Regions from separate parts of the Homo sapiens genome. Here region 1 is linked to region 2. The links are chromatin loops, found by intact Hi-C in ENCODE. Cell type or tissue: endothelial cell of umbilical vein. All regions are shown on one strand. Each heading gives the region's core, and the rest is flanking DNA. Links, peaks and the distances in the headings are about the cores only.

What was found. Peaks named below come from ENCODE experiments on the same cell type or tissue, not always from the same donor. Only the 100,000 strongest peaks of a DNase experiment are listed, where the experiment ranks them.
Region 1: a loop joins it to region 2, with 4 times the contacts of the local background. A loop is called at or near these places in 2 of 110 quality-filtered maps.

What each region holds. Positions count from the first base shown.
Region 1 is chr3:106,807,192-106,815,494 of GRCh38, forward strand. LOC101929534 (a long non-coding RNA gene) reads right to left here. Exons shown (of 3, transcript XR_001740472.2): 1 at 5,579-8,303; 2 at 4,223-4,433; 3 at 1,804-3,823. Among named protein-coding and RNA genes, the nearest start is that of LINC00882, 430 kb to the right of the region's middle. In endothelial cell of umbilical vein, for the core only: no CTCF peak of the experiment used is centred there; a DNase peak (open chromatin) is centred at 4,370.
Region 2 is chr3:106,724,958-106,733,260 of GRCh38, forward strand. All of the region lies in intron 1 of LOC105374029 (a long non-coding RNA gene), which reads right to left. Among named protein-coding and RNA genes, the nearest start is that of LINC00882, 510 kb to the right of the region's middle. In endothelial cell of umbilical vein, for the core only: no CTCF peak of the experiment used is centred there; DNase peaks (open chromatin) are centred at 3,674 and 4,694; H3K27ac peaks cover 3,318 bases.

The DNA of each region.
Region 1 (8,303 bases), core at 1,597-6,596, 83 kb after region 2:
AACTCCCTCAGAAAAGAATTTAAAGTGTTTCCACATATAAGTAATCAGGAATTCTGAAATAAATTTTCAAATAGATACAAAATTGATCACTATATATAAGACAATATAATAATCAATGGCATTCCACCTAACATATTTCATTTGTATTTCTGTGGGCAAAAATCACATGCATTATTATCAATTTTCTGACAATCGCTCTCCAAGAAAACAACAAGCAAACGTGCTGAGAAAGGTGCACTAGATAGAATGCCTAATAGTCTTGTTTGCCCATTTCAAGATCTTTCACAATTTTTACCTAGACTAAAATGTTTTCTTAAAAGTCTTCTTGGCCGGGTGTGGTGGCTCATGCCTGTAATCCTAGCACCTTGGGAGGCTGAGGCTGGCAGATCATGATCATCCTAGCTAACATGGTGAAACCTCGTCTCTGCTAAAAATACAAAAATTAGCCAGGCATGGTGGCACGTGCCTGTAGTCCCAGCTACTTGGGAGGCTGAGGCAGGAGAATCGCTTGAACCCAGGAGGCGGAGGTTGCAGTGAGCCGAGATCATGCCATTGCACTCCAGCCTGGGTGACAGAGCAAGGCTCAGCCTCAAAACAAAAAAGTCTTCTTAAACTCCTTAAACATCTGTCCTAATCAGAACTGAAATAGTTTTAGTTTTTCAACACTATTAGTTGGGGTGAATAGCACTTTCTGGCTCACACAGAGTTTATGCATTATGTTGGAAGAAAGGTAACTTCTTACATTTAAGAAAGAGGATAGAATTTAGGAAGTTTCCACTAGGAGTAAAAACAAAGGTTTGTAGGGGAAAAGGCAATCAGTGCTGATGGGAAACTTAATGTCATAATGTTGGGCATGTGTCAGCAGAGAGCATGACTATGAAGGATAGCACCAGCCCACGCAGAGCAGCAGACCCAACAGAGAACCAATGATGGAGCTGCTGTTGTAGCCAGAGATGCAATGGTATGGATTCCAAGTCCCATGGGCTAAGAATGAGCCCTATCCCTGGTTTCCCAGATCTATGTAAGCTCAGAGTTTTCAAATGGAGGAACAGATCCTAAATATGCCTGATAGCAGATTTCTGGTCTAACCTCGTAACTCAAGACTCTGTGCTGAATATAATCTGACTTATAAAAGTAATGTGACATTTATAGAAAAGAAATATAGTATAGTAAGTCCATTCCCACCATACTAGTTTAGCATTTGGTTAATGGCATTACAAAAAAAGATTATCTATTCTTCATTTATTTATATTTCCAAGGCCAATAAAGCACAGAATTTTTTACTTTGGGAAAATAAAGATCAGAAATAAAATAGTAAAACACATTGCAGAGTATGTTTTATAAAACTGTTTCCTAAAACCCTTGAAATTTTTAGATTTTGCTAGTTAATTCAAAATCAGAGATTAGTAATCTGTTGCGATATCCAACTATGTTTGTGAATGAATGAGGTGTGCATACCAGTGTGAAATTTTTATCAGTTATAGCTTCACTGGAAGAGGTTTTACCTCTAGAGGAGCCAACATATTCCTTTTATGGATATTTCAGAAAATAAAGTCAGTTATCAGCTTAATATAAACCCCCTTAATAGATCATAACATCACTCACATCTATTAAAGCACTCAATTGTTGATCCATGCATCCATTCAATAGATATTTATGTAGTGACTTTTCGTTGGCAGACAGTGTTGTGAGAGCACAGCAATGGCAAAATCTCCACTCCCACAGAGCTTTTATTTCAATGAGAAGGAATAAAAGGGAAATAAATAATATGGAGAAAACCTACAAATGCAAAGGATATACAAGTTCCAAGCAGTGGAGAATGAAATTTATTGATGTCATCAGGAAAGGACTTAATGAAAAGATAACAACTGAGCAAAATTCTAAAATTGTGGAAGCACAATACTACATGCAGAATGCTAGGCAGAGATTTGCTGCAGAGGAATTAAAAAAAAAACAAACCACACCACCAACAAAACAACATTTACCCTGAGGAAGGAACACTGAGTATATCTGGAATGTTTAGGAACGGCAAAGAAATAAGTATGGTTGAAGCCCGCTGAGAAGAGACAGCAGTAGTGACACATTGTATGAGTTATTGTACGGACTCTAAATGGAATGGAAAACCATCTCATGCAACATATGATGGTAATGGTATAATTCCAAGATTGCCAGACATTTAAACAAGCATAATGCCCATTTACTGCACTTAAATTTGGTAGTTATAAAATATCAACTGGCAGTATAACATTTGCAAATTATTAAATAGCATTGTGTGTTCAGTTGCTGTAGCTAAGATCTAAGTATCAGTAGTTAAAACAAAGAAATGTTTATTTTTTCTCTTGCATAAAAGTCTAGACATAAGCAAACTAGGGCTGCAAGACAGTTCCATAGTATCAGGGATCCAAGTCCCTTCTGACTTCTTCTCTACAATCTCCAGTATATTGCCCTGTCAACATGGTCCAGAATGAATTATGACCAGATCACTACTCTAGTGAGTGGAAAAGATAAAAGGGAAATGGAGGGTTATGCCTTTCCTATAAGAGTGCAACCAGGCAGTTGTGCACCTCATTTTTCCTATCCCCATTGAAGATTACTTCAGCTAATGCTACTGAAAGCAAAGCAGGAACATGTAGTTTCTATTCTGGTTGGCCACGTGCCAAGTTAAAATTAGGGGTTTTATTATTAGGCTGGTGCAAAAGGAACTAAGGTTTTTGCCATTAAAAGTAATTAATGCCATTAAAAGTAATGGCAAAAACCGCAATTCTTTTTGCACCAATCTGTTACTAGAGAAAAAGCAGGTAATGGATGTTTGACAATTAGTATTGTCTAGTTTAAGCAGATTCAAATAACCATTTTAATTTAAAATGTATTAAGCATCTTTAAAAACAGTGTGAAATCAAAGAAAGAATATCTGACAAAGGGCCAAGAGATGTTGGTCCTTTTCCAGATCTACCAAGAACTAGCTGTGCAACCTTGAAGCAGTCACTCAACTCCTCTTAAATTTGGTATGCCATCTGTAGTACTGAACTAAAAATACTCAGCTGCACCTAAGCAAAAGATTCTCCCTAAAACTTTAGAAAAGTCACTTTTATCAAATGTATACTAGTTCTAAAATATTGAGGCCTATATAATGTTATAAAAACTCAACAGCAGAAATATCTGGCATCCAGCCCAAGGCATACCAGATGTGTCTCTTAAAAGCCAAAAGCAATTGTCTTTATCTTTGAAAATTAAGAGAAAAAAATCCAAAACTCAAAGTGAATATAATTTTTTCTACCTCTGTCCAGATGGAACTTTGCAATTGCCTCACTGATGGGGTACAATGACCCAGCTGAATGCACCACAGGATAACTGGCTGACATTCCTGACATCACAGCTGATAAGGTCAGCCAGATAATCTTCCAGCATGGATATAAGAAATAAGCAATTTGTTTTTGTACAGTTAACGTGGTTGCCACAGTATTTATTCACAGAAAGCTATTAGTTGCGAATGTGCCAGATAACTCTAAGAAGTGCTTTACTTGGGTTCACAAATCACAGAAGATGCTGAGATGTTGTCCTATGTTGGATCTTGTCAGAGATTTTGTTTTCTTCATTGAACACATTTCCTCATAGCCCATTTGTGGTTCTGCTCTCTTTGCTATCCGCTTTCCAATGCCAGAAAAACATTCATTCACGGGGCCAAAGCCAGTCATGGCAAAAACCAGGTCCTTTGCTCCTCTTTCAGTGAATGTTGTGAAGTCTCCCTCCATAAACAGAGAAAGGAAATTTGTCAGTCTTGATCTTGTGGCCAGAGTCAGAGTTCCCAGGAAAACCATTTAGTCTGAAGAAAATAGTATCCAGCCATAAAACAAAAAGAAATATTTTAGTGTCTACTAACATTGTAACCTAATACATATTTAAGAGAAAATAATAAAAAAGAAGGGCCTCACAAACACAAAAAACAAAAACATAGAATAACATCTCTTCATTTAGGTACTAACACTGTAGTCTATCAGAAACAATTACAGTGACTTAATGCTACACCTTTTTATTTTGATAACTTTTGTTGAGTGAGAAACATGATTAAAGTAAATGATTAAACACATGCTGCTTTACATAAATCAAATGTTCTGTGGGAATCAGAAAATCAGTGATTTTCTTTAATGGGTTAATTTGGTGTTCTGTTTAGAAAGCAAAAACCAGATATGATGACAGAGCACAAAAAGATAAATGTTCATACCTGCAATAGCAACAACAACCTCCACAGTTAACTTGACAGAATGAATTTCTGTGGATACATTTAATAATTGAGGTGCTGAGTAAGTTCAATTTATTCATTCTGGTCTACTTCACACAATGGGGATTGAGTCACTGGAATAAAATTCTGATGCTTCCAATCTCTGTCTTTTGTTTACGTTTTTTTTCTGAAGTCAGGCATTTAGTAATATGGGCTGATAAAACGGAAGACAAAAGATCAGTGCACAGCAAAATCGTTCAGGACCTAAAATTACTCATCCTCTCTATAGCTAATTTTGTTATGAATACTTTTGTAAAGTGAAGAATAGTTACCCTTTTGTTAAAAATAAATCTTCAAAAACTACTTTTGGCATCTGAACTACAAAAACAGTTGTGTTTAGTAAAAAGATCATTTACTTTAGAGTCATAAAATTAGGACTTGTATCATGGCTCCACCATTATAATGATTCAGTGATTCAAGGAATACGTACATATATAATATAAACTAACTGTTATGCTGTAGGCAGTAAACAAATATTAGTTTATATGCTAACTTAAGCATGAGATTTAACATAAAAGTCTTTACGGTACACTGGGTTAAGAGCATTAAATCTGGTGCCAGATTGCTTGGGTTTTAATCCTGCCACTTTTGATTTTATGTCTTCTGTATCTCAGTTTCCTCATCTGTAAAACTGGGATAGTGTATTAGTCCATTCTTACACTACTATGCAGAAATGCTCAAAACTGGGTAATTTATAAAGAAAAAGAGGTTTAATGGACTCGCAGTTCCATATGGCTGGGAGGCCTCACAATCATGGCAGAAGGTGAAGGAGGAGCAAAAGGCATGTCTTACATGGCAACAGGCAGGAGAGCATGTGCAGGAGAACTGCCCTTTATAAAACCATCAGATCTCATGAGACTTATTCAGTATCGTGAGAGCAGCATGGAAAAATCCTGCCCACATGATTCAATTCCCTCCCATCTGGTCCCTCCCACAACAATATGTGGGGATTATGGGAGCTACAATTCAAGATGAGATTTGGATGGGGACACACCCAAACCAAATCAGATAGCAATAGTATATACCACCTAAAGTTATTACGAGAATAAACAGAATTTATTTATTTGTAGTGGGGAGAGAGGGCCGAGGAGATAAGCCAAGAAGGAAGCTACATGGAGTACCAATCTTCATCGCACACATTTGGGCCATGAAGAGTAGATGACACTTGAGCCTCCTGGCTGGTCATGGACCAATGCAATACAAAGCAGAGCTCAGCCCCAGAGGAAAGAGCTTGAGGATGAGATCACCAGCAGGGGTCAGAAAGAAGATGAGGCAGAATATCTCAAGGGCTAACCATACCTGAGGGACCAGCTTGGGTCTGAGTGCCTGAGCCGTGGGGCCTGTTGAGGCCACCAGCCACACACCCTGTATCCTTAGGCAACAGTTTGTACCTGTGGTAATAACAAATAGGAAAAGTGATGCCATAGCAGGCAGTCATATAAGAAGACAGATGTCTGTTTCCTCTTCCTCTTTCCACCCCAATACAATAAGCATAAGTGCTGGGAAGGAACTTGGTGAATAAGTTTATATCTCACCCTTGCAGAGCTCACTAGTTGATAAGGCAAACATTCAAACAAAGAAATATTGAACAATTAACTTAACGACTTTATAAAGGTATTGTTTGTGTTGGGTCCTGAAGGATGAGTATGAATTCTCCAAGCAGGCAAGGGAAAGAAAAAAAAATTTAAAGTAAAATCTGATGCAAATATCATGAAGAAATTCTCAGAGGCATAAAAGTGCATGACATGTTCCCCCCCAAAAATCACTCAGTTAGAATTATGGGCACCAGGAAACAGGAAGATGACAAAGAAGTTAAGGAGGAGGCAAGAAAGAGGTGCTCCAGGATGCAAGGTGGAAAGAGTTTCATGCCGGGTATTGAAAGGCATTCCCTTTATACCCAGATAAAGGTTAGAAATTTATTCTGTAGGAAATTAGGAACCATTGAATAGCAACAACAAAAAAATGGAGACTTTTGAGTCTCATGTGTCATAAATTATCTTCCTGACTTTTTAAAACCAACTGGTGGCGAATGATTTCAAGAAGAATATTTGATATAAGAAATCTTAGGAAAAGAAATAAACACCATTACAGGGTTGCAAGGGAACTTATATATATGCATTTTACTAGACCAGAAATCTCCTCAGACATTAGAAAACCATAACAAACCATAAATTTCATGGTTGCCTATGATTTATTTGCTCCATACATACCTACACACATACCTACATACATACATACCTAAATGGACTGGCCACACAAATACCCCCAAAATATGTGATGCTGATAAATACATAGTAGCATTTGCTAGAGATTCAACTCCATATTGACCCCACTTTAGCTCTCTATTTGACCCTTTCTTTTTTTCCAATTGGGAGAAAAGAAAAATAAGGCAAAAGAGCCACAGTTTTTGGCAAAGCAGATTTAAAATAAGGTCTGCCAAGTTCAAAATTGAAAATGCAGCAGCTGTTTGCACAAAACATGGGCCAAAAAATTCCTGCGTGACTGACAATATGCCTTTGCTTCCGGCCTCACAATCCTTGATCAGGGTATTCGTTTCAGCAGCTGTCAGCTAAATCTAGAAGGAAGGTTTCTTCTTACTATAGGGGAGAAGATACCCAAAAGGAAAGAATTAAGGGTGCATACTCTATAATGGGAGTGCTTCTAAGGAGAAAATCTGTGCTTCCAATGGGGGGGAAATGTGCATGGGAATAGAAAAGTGACGTTTCTCACAATGTGGGTAGATTCAACACAATGCGTGTCCTAAATATTTGGAGAAGTGTCTTACTTCTGTTGCAGAGGAGAGCGCCAGAGGCCCAGACAGGGTGCACAGGACTAGAAGATACTAACTGCTTCTGGAGAAGGCACCTATGTCTGCCATGGCAACAGTGGAAGTGGCAGGAACAAACACTGAGAAAGTGTCTAAGGCAGCACCATCTCTCACATCAGCTCAGCAGCTGTGATGGGAGCAGGCCAAAGGCATTTGTGGAACCAGTTCAATAAGGGCAATGGCCACTGCCTGGCAAGTGCACAGCCAGCAGATGGAGAAAACTGCCTAAGGCTCAAAATATAAAGGAATTCCATGGTGATAATTGCAGTTAAGAGCACCCAAGGACACAGCAATGATTTAGAGAACAAAAACTTGGGGGGACAGGAAAGCAAATAAACAGCCCTTTTTACCTTCCTCATTCAACTGTAAAACAAATAGGAAGAAAGGAAAGTTGGACACATGGATATAAAATGATCACACTACTGATAAAGCTTATTGCAGAATATAGCTCAAGATCTGTAGTTAAAGTGGCTTGTTTAGGCTTTATCCTAAACCAGACATTGGCATATCTGGATAACCACAAGCCTTGTCTATTGAGGCAGGCTTGGTGAAAGGAACACCTGAATTGTATGTGCTGTGGACAAATTATATCTGGGAAGTGATAAGGAGCTGAAATTGACACATTAGGACTTCCATGTTCCAAATAAAATTATTCACTCTCCCACCCATGGGTAGGAATAAAAAGAGAAAGGATAGAGGTTCTCTCCCCAACCCACTGTAATTTTTTCTAGAGAGTGAAGTAGTAATTCTCTCCCCTTCATGGAAACATGAGGGGCATGAAGGGGGAATACTATTACACTAACTATAAGAATAATAGCAACTATTATTTATGAAATGTTTGTTGTTTTCCAGCATTGTGCTTTGTGTGCCTTATCTTATTTAACCCTCACTACAACCCTATAGGTAGGTACTGTTTTTAAACCTCACTTTAACAGATGAGCAGATGGAATCTGGGGATTAGATATCTTGACCAAGATTACAGTTATTAAGAGACAAAGTCTGGATTCTGTGCTTCAAATCCCTGGATACTTTTGTCTCCTAGAAGTGAGAACTGTGAGCTCCTTAGTGTTCCACCAGGAAGACAAAGAGACTGGGTAAGGATAGAAATGGGTTCAAGTTCTATATATTATTGGGGGAGATGAGGGCAGAAGAACTGACAAAAAAATTCTTGGGTTGGTTATAACTTACTCCCTCCAG
Region 2 (8,303 bases), core at 1,052-6,051:
AACAGGCAATGAATGTACTAAAACTAGTGGTGGTTCACATTCAGAAACTGTCTAATTGAAACACTATTAAGCTACAATAATAATATTTTAAAAAACTGTTTATAGTTTTATAGTTGAATCAGTCTGAAGAGTTTCTTTATTCTCTTAATCAGAGAGAACTTGCATCTCATCAGCATAGGTACATGTTTAAAATGGAAAATACAGAAATATGCTTATTGGATGATGGAAGTATAGCTCTATTTAATAGATATTTCATATTTAGTATTTTATTATTAAGCTTAGTTCAGTATAAGTGCACATTTTCAATGTCATGAATACATGGCATGAATGATGTGAGAAGCAATTTGCATTTATATAGCACCTTTCAAAGGCTTAGGATAGCAAAGCAAAGCATAAATGCTTGTGTAACTCTGCAATTAAGAATTCACTTCTAATTACTCCTACTTAAATGTGCAGTCTCTTTTTAATCACAACATTTTTACACCTGTGGTTAAGTGCTCTGACAGAGCCTTAACCTTATCTCTAAAGCATGCAAATTGCATGACTGGATTTTGTAATGAAGGCTTAGTTTGCCAGTGGGGAAATGATCACAGACATGTAACACCAATAACAATATTAAAGACATAGCTAAATTTAAAAGTATCATTCTCTTGTATTATCTACTCATCCAGACCAAAACACACACACGGTAATGACTGTCCAGCTCCGGAGCATGCTTAAGATTCAGGCCCAGATGTACTTCTGCAGGAAGTTAAGAGATGAGATCTGTAAACCATGTTGTAAACGTGTGCTTGCCTGTAGTAAATCTTTAGCTACTGGAGCTACAATTGCTAACATGTGAGATTCCTAGTTCTCTTGTATAACCAAGGGACTAGTAAATAACATGGTGTTAAAAAAAATTGATATCCTACTACTAGGGGAAAGCACAATTCAGCTGCAACATATGGTTCTGGAAAGCTGCAGCCTTGTAAATGGAGCTGAGGAAAGAAAAGCAATTCTGGAAAGGTGGTTGTACCTAAAGAGAAGGCCCTGGTTACAGCCATCTACATAACTGACTGCAGTAAAGCTTGAAGCCCCATTTTCAAAAGCTGATTAGAATGAAGATTTATTGGGAACCTATGGTGATCTGGGGACCAGTGTAACACAAATAGACAAGGTTTTGTTCCCAAACCTTGAAAGGCTGCCAATATACAGCAGAATTGGGTATACGTAGAAGCAAACAAATTTCAAAAATCCATAGTCAATTGTGAAGAATTAGAAGTCAGAAGTTCTTGGATTTTTGTAAAGTATTTAATTGTGTGAAAAATAACTTTGAAATAGATCATCCATTTCAAAATCAGATACTGAGCCAGTCCGAAACAGCAAGTATTGTGTGCATCTCCAGTGATCAAAATAATAACAATAACAGCAATAACAATAATAATAATCAAGTAGGTGTGTACTTTCTGTACTCAGTACAGTACAGTACTTTCTGTACTCAGGAAGGTCATAGGATAGAGAAAAAGGGAGGAATAAGTAAACATAGTGATGTGTGCTTCCATAAAGCTTTTGCAGTGTGCTATGAGAGCAAACAGGAGATATTTAATTCTGTTCGCCTTTGGAAAAACTTCAGAGAGGCAAGGCAATTTCAAATACCAGTAGGATTCTGCCAGCCATAATATTGGTGAAGGAGGAGTGAATATCAAAGAGTAAGAACATTCTAATATGAGTATTCACACAAATTCTTTATGTGACCCTTGACTTTGACCCTTGACATTGCAGTTCTAGCATATTAATTAGGAGTACAACCTCAAAAGTCAAATTGTCTCTATTTACTTCTAACTGTGTTACTCTGAACAAATTACTTAACCTGCCTGAGTCTCAGTTTCTTTATCTATAATGGGGAAAGATAAAATATGCTTTAGAGAAATGTTGTGAGGACTTAACAATATTTAATGTAAAATAACTAGCATTTTGATGCACAACTAATATTCAGTAAATGTTAGCTGCTGTTTTTCTTTTTTTTTTTTTTAACTTTTGTTTCCTTTTAAGTAATGTTCCTTTTAAGTAATTTCCAATACATGGTGAAAGAAGCAGCAAAACAAAGCCTCCTTTGCTTTAGGAAGTCTGCCTGTTTCTAGCATTAGGAGCAAAAGGTAGTGGTGCTGCCGTTGGAGATAAATAAAATATAATATCAACCACCATCTTTAAACCCGCTTTATTTCCCACTCACATTTTTCATTATACATATCTAGTCTTTACAATAATCATATGAAGCAGGTAATGTTACTATTATTCCCATTTTACAAATGAGGAAACTAAAGCTTAAAGAGAACAATTCTCAAGTTAAAAGAGCCATTTTATGAAGTCATTATTAAAATTTGGGTGTTCTAGCCAACACCTAAATGTTCATTAAGAACACCTAAATTTTAAGGGTGCCAGTTCTTAATCACTTTTTTGAAATGTTCTTAGATAGACTTTGGTCCAAAATAATCATTCTTCACGAACTGAAGCATAAGGGGAACCTGGCTTCTGTGTCCAGCAGGGTGGGTGGTCTAGGAATTATGAAAGACTCCCCTAACTAAAATTCTAAAATACTCAGAAAAAAACATATTTTTAATGACACGGGAGAGTTTACAAAAAGTCAAGAATTATGTGAAAGCAGAAATTCTGGGAGATAAATGATCAACAATACCAATTTTCAACAAGGAAATCTCTATTGAATCTTGGAGACTTGGAGATACCATAGTAATGGTCAAATGGTGTAGGGGAAAAATGCTAAAGCCTAAAGCTAACCAAACCTGGGTGACTTAATAGATGACTTCCACACACAACTAAGACCTTCAAAGGTAATCAGAAAAGAAGTGAGAGGAGCCCACGTGCCATGGCTATGATATCTCTCCATAATCCACAGCACAAAGAGCCAGAATGGATGGAAAAAAACATCATGTTAGGATGGTAGTGAATTAAAGGCTGTTTTGCTAGTTTAACTTCATGCTGCCAACCAACGGAGCTGTAGATTCATGCAGTAGTGTTCCTTTATTTGCCTTCATCTAAAATTTTACTATATGAATACTAGATTGCAATTGTATGGAAAGTACCTTGGACTTCCAGTGTAGGCTTGTTGACTAAACGATAGTAATTTGGTAACAACAACAACAAAGTATCAGAAAGAAGAATCAGTCTCCAGTCTCACCTATCATTTCTCTGACCTATATTTGGAAATGCTCACTTGGACCCAATAATTTTGTTTCAGAACCGACATTCTTAATTCAAAGAAACTCTAGGAGTTAATATAAATTCTGAATCAAATTTGGGCTTTATGTTTCCTGAGTAGACAGCACCTTACCCTCACTGTAATGTTATCTCTCCATTTCATTTTTGTTAATTATATTGTACTTGAGTTTATGGCAGTTCCATTCTTCATATCCTTGTTCATAGCCCAAGTAGTCCAAATGTGTTGACTGAAGAATATCAGAGACATGAGTCAGAAAAATGTCTAAGGACAAAACAATTTGGAGGTAGACATGAATATTTCCACTAATGGAGATCAGCCAGGATGTCCACACAGAGTGACTAAGTACATGAAGGGAGATAGAGAAAGTAAGTAAGAGTTGGTCAGAAAATTCATGTTTTTCTTACAGACTAACAAGGCACAGACGTATCACTCGGGGAGTTAGAAACAATTACACATGACTCACGCCAAGCATTTTAAAGCCACAAAATTTTCACAAAAGTATTCTACTGTTTCTCTTTCCTTCTATTCATGCTCAAATATTCCCCCCTGCGTTTCACAAAAGTATTCTATTGTTTCTCTTTCCTTCTATTCACACTCAAATATTCCCCCCTGCGTGTCTACTCTTAAGCTGGCTGGTTATGGTAGGTTAGATTATTAAAGACTTTGAAAGCTAAGAAAAAGTGTTTATATATGAGACAGGCAAAAGACAGCCTTTGTAGATTTCTGAACAAAGGAATAGCATGAGGAATGTGGAACTAAGGGAACTTCAGAGTGGAAGGAATCTGTTAGATGAACTGGAATTCAAAATGGAAGTAAAAATTGTAATTCAGATCACATAGGGATTCTTAAATATTTTCTTATATCAAATAGATTGACTACTGGTTGTTATGAGGTAGAGATTTTGTGTTTAGTTCAATTTAACTAACACTGATATTGTGCTTTCTGTGGGTCTGAGTGTCTTGCTAGCAGTTTAAAACATGGAGACAGCCATTATTGAGCTTTGCTTTGGGTTTTATCAATTCAAAAACAAAATCAATAGACATATGTGTAGTTTTCTATGTATAACACCTTAGCCAAGAAATTTTGTAGAAATGTTTCATAAAACTTCTTTTCATCTGAAGTCGCTCAGATTCTCAGAATGGCAACTAGAAGGGTGAACAGAAAATAAATTGAGAGACAGTCAGATTATGAATCCACAGAAATTTACATGGCTAATAATTTTAAATTTTGAAGTCAGAAGGACATACATTGAACTTCTGGTTCTGTCATATTTTAGCTACAGAATTTTGCATTTCTCTTTGGTAAAATGGGGATAGTAAGGTGATTCACAAAAGGTTTTCTGGGTGCAGCAAACTAGAAACTTTTGTCAAAATTATCTAGAATAACATGTGGCCCAGAAAACTCTCAGTATGTATTCATTTACTTCCTTCCTCAATATTCAAAGAAAAGCTGGAAGCATAAATTGGAATTCCCAGACCTAATAGTCTTCCTTACAAGTTCACACATCAACAGCTGATCTAGCCACTATTTTATTTTCACCCACAGCCACCAGCTTCTTACATGCATAGACAATTCTCTTACTGTTTTGGCATGTTGCACAGCCCTTTGCTATTTTACAAATCACTTCGGTTCACCTAGAGCCAAACTTTTATCCACCTAAAGGATAAAAATCACTTTAAACAAAAAAAATAATATAAAACTGTATCTCCAGAGCCAGAGAGCCCAGACTAGTTGTCCACATTAATGCAAAGAGGAATCATTAAAGCTTACTGCAGGATAACATTGTAAGGAACCACTGCATATGTTCTTTTGCTTTATTCTGTTCTTGAAAATGGAATAAAATGAGACTTGCATTTAAAAAATCTCTCTCCATGTTAAAGTACCTTTCTGTGTTGTTATGTAGGTTTTTATAATATTAAATATTCTGTTTTTCCTCCCTTTTTTCTTATCTTTTCACCATGCATGCTGGCACATGGGTTCCAGTGTTTAGCAGACCTGATTCAAATCCTGTTTGGCCAACTGCTGTCTCCCCTGAGAGAGTTACCTCAGTTCTCTGAGGCTCAGTGTATTTATATGAAAATGGACAAAAATACGCTATGGCATAGTTGTGAAGATTAAGTGAGATAAAATATTAAAACATTTGCATAGTTGTCTGATATAGGTAAAAATGCTCAATAAATATTAGCAGCGATTCATAACTATTATTACCAGACATAGGGAATGGATGTAGTAACACCTATGTAAATTCACACAAAGTTTGAACTCCCTGCAGTTCTTTAAGGCATTATATTGATAGAACTCTGAGAATCTAAAGGTTCAAGTCCACTCAGAGTCCCGGAAATTTGGACCTAAAACTGAATATTTTACCTACGATTGAATGAATATTTAGACAAAAACTGAAAAGCCAGAGACATTATGATATATACATGGGAAAATACTGGTCAAGATAGTATAAAGAAAAGAGATATGAAGGCATAATCTTTAGTGGAAATAAACTGATTTGTTTCATGCACTCTTTAAAATATGTTATTCTGTACAGAATATAAGCAGTGTGATATCTGCTATAAAATGCTCACAGATATTTACAATCATACTTTCTAACTTATTGCAGAGCCAGCCAGTCTCAGGAAGGTGATAGGCCTGACACATACTGAGGTATGTTTCCTAAAATCCCCTCACAAAGAAAGATTTTAAAAATTGATACAGTTAAGGCATTTTTTATTAATAACAAAGATAACTTTCAGTGGAAAAGAGGGGCTTATCACCAAAACAAAAACTCCAGACTGAGGAGTTGGTGTAAAATCAGAAGTCTTGGGTTTTCAATTTTGTGTTTTCTGTTTATCTGGGCAACCTTAGACAAGTCACCCAACCTCTCTGAGCTTCAGTTCCTTCCCTGTCTTAACAGGTTACTGTGAGAAGCAGAATGAGATGATGAGGGTGAAAGGACTCTGTTAGTGTTTCTAACATCACTACTCCCTTGTATGCAATAAATACCTCCACCCAGTTACCATAGACATACATAAAGTGGCTTCTGCCCTATTCTAAGATTTCTTCTGATCCTCTTATTTTTAAATTTCTAGTATCTGCCCTTCTATATGGTCTTGCTTGACTTTGTACCTCTAATTCCCTGTTGTTTACCATGCCCCTATCTCATTCAACAGCAGACATCAAATGGCACACTACCAGGCTCAGACCCACAATCCCAGAAGAGATTGTGTTTAGAGGCTGACCTTTGGCTCCATCAACACTCTGCTAGCCAACACTTTGGCCGCAAGTTCACTCTGCTATCCACAGCTCTGGGGCACTTCTCTGGCTGTCTGTTAGTAACCACTAACCTAACCCAACCTCATTGGCCAGGTAAAAGCTATCGAAAATAAACTGAAAATTGCTATCTCTATATGTCCATGAGGTTTAATACAGGAAAGCTGATAGTCAAAAGTCAAGTTCAAATGCATTGGTCTCCACAGTGAAGAATGTCTTTAGCTGAATACAAGACTGGAGTCAACACCGACTGTCTCAGAGTTTTATCTCCCTTTCCTGCTGCAGTCTAAATCATTCCAGTTCACAGAACCCTCCACAGCACAGGGAATAGCATTTGGAATATACTTCTCCTGGGACTTAAGTCCTGACCCAAGGATATGTGCTCAAAAGGCACAGGTAGGAGGAGCGAGCAGCTTCCAGGTGGATTACTGATTCTTGAGAAGGAGCTCACATACTGGAAATGGTACAGATCATCCTGAGGACAGAATACTTGGCTGGATAACAGTGATACTGTCTATGCCACACTGCCTGTGGCTCATAAATTCCAGTAACATCAGGTTGGAAGGTAATGAAGAAAGCTCAGTTTAGCAAGAATATCCCTTCCAAAAGTATGTTAAAAGTCTCCGTTAAAAAAGAGGACATTAAAGATACAACTACAAAAGAGCACTCTGCATGCCTCCAGCGCTCTTCTTCAGGCTTGGATTGGGCATCCTCTTCAGGTAAAAGCAATCTTTCTCACCTCTCCAGGAAGTCCTGGGAACCACTAGAGTTACATCATGGACCCCAGCTAACCATTAACTTGTAAGATATTGATCAAGTCACTTCATCCTCTTGACTTCAGTTTGCCCTTTTGTAAAATGAAGAGTTTTCTTCGATCTAAACGTCTGTGATGATATTCAGCCTTAAGATAGCAATAAGAATTAAATTATTCTTTTCTTTCAAATTAATGATTTTATGTTTGGAGTGAATGAAGCTATTCTGCTGAAGAGAATTCAGCATCTCAGACTTTGAGTGCTCTGCAAAAGCATTTTATGGATCACTGACTCCCAAACTTTTCCCAAATCAGCATACTAAGAAATGAAACACACTCACATTAGTAGCAGTGGCTCACCATAGTATTCATGCATATGGGTTAGGTTGGTTAAGTATCAAATGTATGTGTAAGCTGAAATTCCCCAGGTAATTCCTATATGTTCTTTTCATGCTATATTGAGAATCACTCTCACAGACTGAATTTATTACAGAAACACATAGACTGCAAAAGTTTCAAAAGAAAAGAACTTCCAAGTGGCCAGTCTTTTACTGAAAGAATTAAAGATGAATCTATTCCAGGATGCTGACTTACATAGTTATTAGACAGCATCTGCACAGCAGACTAAGGTACAAATATAAATCCAAAGAAAGGAAAATGTGAATGTAGAAGGCTTTAATTGTTAAGCTTTGTTAGTTTTTTAATTAATTAGAAAGTTAATCATACTTGATTTAACAAATTCGTTAATACAGCAATGTGGGAGGAAAAAACTTAGCAGCCACCACCTATACTTTTCTTCAGTCCACTCTACCGAAGGTAATATTTACAGCATGGGATGTATATGTCTACATCATTCTCTATGTTCGCACAAGCATACGGATTTGGTTTCAACAAAAATTGGGTAATACCATTACATAGTTACCACTACTTGTTTTTGTGCTTTTAAATATCATGGCTTCCCTTTCTGGTTATTATATAGATAGTGATAGAGGTAAAGATGTAGGTACAGATAGAGAGGTAGAGAGAGATGAGAGAAACAGAGACAGTATAGAATATATTCATTAGTGAACTATT